2 separate regions of the Homo sapiens genome follow, and region 1 is linked to region 2. A link is a loop called in an ENCODE intact Hi-C map of the cell type or tissue named here. Cell type or tissue: lower leg skin. All regions are shown on one strand.

What was found. Peaks named below come from ENCODE experiments on the same cell type or tissue, not always from the same donor. Only the 100,000 strongest peaks of a DNase experiment are listed, where the experiment ranks them.
Region 1: a loop joins it to region 2, with 3.0 times the contacts of the local background. A loop is called at or near these places in 2 of 110 quality-filtered maps.

What each region holds. Positions count from the first base shown.
Region 1 is chr14:56,163,731-56,166,230 of GRCh38, reverse strand. All of the region lies in intron 1 of PELI2 (pellino E3 ubiquitin protein ligase family member 2), which reads right to left. Among named protein-coding and RNA genes, the nearest start is that of PELI2, 47 kb to the right of the region's middle. In lower leg skin, no CTCF peak of the experiment used is centred here; no DNase peak of the experiment used is centred here.
Region 2 is chr14:56,004,025-56,006,524 of GRCh38, reverse strand. LOC105370512 (a long non-coding RNA gene) reads right to left here and starts at 1,837. Exons shown (of 4, transcript XR_007064183.1): 1 at 608-1,837. In lower leg skin, no CTCF peak of the experiment used is centred here; a DNase peak (open chromatin) is centred at 1,512.

The DNA of each region.
Region 1 (2,500 bases), 160 kb before region 2:
TGTTTATGCAAATAGTGGTTGTTATTGGGTTAAAATAACCGGTTATAAGATAGTATTTGCAAGCCTCATGTTATCCTCAAATCAAAAAACATACAACAGATATACAAAAAGCAAGAAACTAAGTCATATCACCAGAGAAAATCACCTTCGCTAGAGGAAGACAAGAAGAAAAGAAGGAAGAGAAGACCATGTAACAACCACAAAATAAATAACAAAATGGCAGAAACCCTTATTAATAATGAGAGTTTAGTCTATTTACATTTAATGTAAAGACCCATTGATCTGACCCATTGATCTGTTGCCTACAACAAACAAGCTTCATCTATAAAGACACATATGGACTGAAAATAAAGGGATAGAAAAAGTTATTCCAGCCAATGGAAACCAAAAAAGAGCAGGAGTTGCTATACTTATGTCAGACAAAATTGATTTCGAGAAAAAAACTGTAAGAAAAGACAAAGACGGTCACTATATAACGATAAAGGGGCCAACTCAGCCCCTTTAGATAGACAGATAAGCCCCAATACAATAATAACTGGAGACTTCACACCCCACTTTCAACACTGAACAGATCTTCCAAACAGAAGATCAACAAAGAAACATTGCACTTCATTTGCACTATGGAAAAAATGAATCTAATAGGTATTTACGAAATATTTCATCCAGCAGCTGCAGAATACACATTCTTTTCCTCAGCACATGGATCATTCTCAAGGATAGACCACATTATGTGGTCTGTCCAAGGTCATATGTGTTAGGTCACATATGCGCTTGAAGACAGGCTATTTGAAAACAAATGTTAAACAAGTCTTAAAACATTCAAAAAATTTGAAATATCAAACATCTTATCTGATCACAATGGAATAAAAGTAGAAATTAATAACGAGAAATTTTGGAAACTATACAAATACATGTAAATTAAACAATATGCTACTGAATGACCAGTGGGTCAATGAAGAACTTAAGAAGGAAACTGAAAAATATCTTGAAACAAATGATGATGGAAATACAACATACCAAAACCTATCAGATACAGCAAAAGTAGTACTAACAGGGAAGTTTATAGCTGTTAATGGCCTACATCAAAAGAGAAAAAACTTCAAATGAACAATCTAATGATGCATCTTAAAGGACTAGAAAAGCAAGAGCAAACCAAACCCAAAATTAGTAGAAGAAATAATAAAGATCAGAGCAGAAATTGAAAGGAAAGAAACAATACAAAAGATCAATACAACAAAAAGTTGGTTTTTTGAAAAAAAAAAACCAACAAAATTGACAAACCTTTAGCCACACTAAGAAAAAAGAGACAAGACCCAAATAAATAAAACCAGAAATGAAAAAGAAGACATTACAACTGATACTACTGCAGAAATCCAAATGATCATTAGTGGCTATCATGAGCAACTATATGCCAATAAATTAGAAAATCTAGAAGAAATGGAAAAATTCCTAGATACACACAACTTACAAAGATTGAACCAGGAAGAAATCCAAAACCTGAACAGACCAATAACAAGTAAGATCAAAGCTGTAACAAGAAGTCTCCCAGTAAAGAAAAGCCCGGAACCTGGTGACTTCACTGCTGAATTCTACCAAGCATTTAAAGAAGAACTAATACCAATCCTACTCAAACTATTCCAAAAAATAGAGGAGGGAATACTTTCCAAACTTATTCTATGAGGCCAATATTTCCCTGATACCAAAACCACATGAAGACACATCAAAAAAAGAAAACTACAGGCTAATATCTCTGGTGAATAATGATGCAAAAATCCACAACAAAATACTAGCAAACCTAATTCAACAATACATTAGAAAGAACATTCACCATGACCAAGTGGGATTTATTCCTGGGATGCAAGGATGGTTCAACATATGCAAATCAATCAATATGATACACTGTATCAACACAATGAAGGATAAAATGGATTTATCCTTCAATTGATGCTTAAAAAGCATTTGACAAAATTCAACATCCCTTCATGATAAAAGCACTCAAAAAACTAGGCATAGAATGAACATACCTCAACATAATAAGAGCTATATATGACAGACCCACAGCTAGTATCATACGGAATGGGGAAAAGCCTTTCCTTTAAGATCTGGAACATAACAACGATGCCCACTGTCGCCACCATTACTCAACATAGTACTGGAGGTCCTAGCTACAGTAATCAGATAAGATGTAAAGGGCATCCAAACCAGAAAGTAGGAAGTCAAATTATCCTTGTTTGCAGATAATATAATCTTATATTTGGAAAACTGTAAAGACTACAAGAAAACTATTAGAATTCATCAACAAATTCAGTAAAGTTGCAGAATACAAAATCAACATACAAAAGTCAGTAGCATTTCTATGTGCCAATACTGAACAACATGAAAAAGAAATTTTAAACGTAATCCCATTTACAATAGCCACACATAAAATTAAATACCTAGGAATTAACGAGTCAAGTGAAAGATCTCTATAATGAAAACTGCATAACACTGAAGAGGACAC
Region 2 (2,500 bases):
CACCATGACTCTTTGGGAAGTAAGAGAGGGAATGGCCTCTCTTTTCCTGTGAATCCCCTTCTTTCTGGCTCCTGTGGAAGAGGCTTGAAGGAGACACTGAGGAGTGAGGAGAGGAACACATGCCTTGGTTAATATTCCTAAAGTGTATCCAAGAGCTTGGGAGGAAAGACAAGAATCCTATCAGCAGGCTTCACCTTCTGTTCCCAGACAGCTAGGCAAAAACAACTTTGTTCGTTTCCTGTTTTCAAAAACAGTGCGTTATCAGAGGGTTTTTGTTGCTGTTGTTGTTGTTGTTGTTGTTTGGTTTTTCTTTTTAGGGATAGGGTCTGGCTCTGTCACCCAGGCTGGAGTGCAGTGGTACAATCACAGCTCATGGCAGCCTCTAACTCCTAGCCTCAAGCGATCCTCTCACTGTGGCCTCGCAAGGTGCTGGGATTACAGGCCTGAACTGCGATGCTGGCCTACAAGAGGGTTTAAGATGTATGAGAGCAGTGGTTACAAGACCCTGTAGGGAAGAGAGCAGAGAGAAAAGGGTGCCCTGATAATAGCAGTGCTCTCTCCACCCTGAGGCCCGTGATGCAAATGAAGAGGGAAACTTATTACTCACCTCAGGTTAGAAAGCGGAGAGTTTCATCAGTTGATATTCCAGGGACTTGGCAGTCTGAGATTTATGGACTTAATATAGTTTATTCTTTTGTGGCGTCATTGGTTGGGAAAGTGCAAGATTCCATGTTAATGAAACTCAAAGCAGGAATGATAAACCACATCCCACGAGGAACGGGGGATTGCCCGTTGAGACTCCCCCTGCATGGGCCCCAACAAACCCCCTGCTTGGGGCAGAACAACAGTCCTTGGGGTGTTATAAACAGCTCCACAGCTCCAGCTGGCTTTCTACCCCTAGACCCCTCCACAGTGAAGCAGCAAGTGTCTCCCAGAAGGAAAACTCAGAGGCCAAAATTAGGTAAAGATACATGACTTTATGTTAGACCAGATGGGACTCCTGGGGTTCCTTGGAAATGCAAAAGGGAAAAATGCAGCTCCCTCGTGGGTGTCTACGCTGATGTGTCATCTTGCTGCCCATGGAAACAGCAGTAAAGAGAAACAAACATTTGTTTTATCTTGCGGACCTTGCCTCACACAGATATGGGAAAGAATTTTGTAAATAATTGGTTATTTGAAATCAGTGTTTTCCTTTTCTTGATGACATCCTGAAGTACTTGTTACCTGGCAAGCAAATGACGCAGCTCAGCTGGAAGTTTCAGGTACCCAGAAATTGATTTACTTGAATATTATCATCGAAGCACTACCTTTAAGCACCTAGTTATTAGAGAAGGAAGAGGAATATGTCTGTGAGCCGGCGGCTAGGAGGAATCCTAAGAAAACACAAGTTTTTATGACGCTGTGGTGTGTCAGGACAGAGTCCGGCAGACCTGGGAGACGGGAGATAAGAGTCCTGGTTCCCAGCCCGTCGCCAGCAGCCTTAAGACTCCTTAAGTACAGTGCATACTCATGGGCGAAACAAAGCGAGAAGCAGCACCGAGGAGCAGCCTGCGACTCTGCTATTTTTAAACTGCCAATTAGAACGCCTAAAATTACGTGGCTAGAACCACCACATCCGCTCAGAGTTAATCATACACTTCTGAGCTGAAGTTTTAAATTTTCTGTTTTCCAAGTCCCTGATCAGAATATTTAAAAAGATTATTTCTTGGCTGCCTCAGGCCCACAGTTGAGTTGTGGTTCGGGATGATTTCTACTGGGAATGGCTTTTCTTGGCCAGAGTTAAAATCTGTCATATATACACACACACACACACACACACATACACATACACACACACACGTATATATATATATTTGGGGTTTTTTTTTTGGGGGGGGGATGAATTTTAAAACATAGAGATTTTAAAACAAAAGAGACAGGCAGAAATGCAAAACAATCCAAAGAGTGATCTAATGGTTCCAAGATTCTGTTTGACCAATCAAATTACAATAGTTAACGTGGGCCTGCCCACCACTTACCCTATTTCTCCTGCTAGTCCTCTTTTCCTCCAGGTCTTGCTCTCTGTGCAGTGAAAGAATATGACATTTTGCTAGGGGCACATGTCTCCAGTTTCCTCCACTGACATTGGACCCCAGAGCTCAATTCAAATGAAATGGGAGAGACAGGACATAATTAAAATCCTCGTCAGGCCCACTTAGAAGACCTATTACAGGGTCCAGACTTCACGAAGGCTGCATGAACCTTATACATGGGTTGAATCCCCAGTAATTCCTGCACTGCCCACACTGCACACTACCGACTTTGACTATCTGTGCAGCATTTGGCTAGCAGTAGCCTCCCAAAGCCATATGAGAGAGAACTGCTCTGAGGGACAATGAGAACTGAAAGAGAAAAATTCCAAAACAGAAAACACACACACACACACACCCCTCAAAACAAAAGGGGCTTTCTGGGTAGCATTTAAGCAAAATTAATTTTACTGAATGGAGGTATTAGAGTT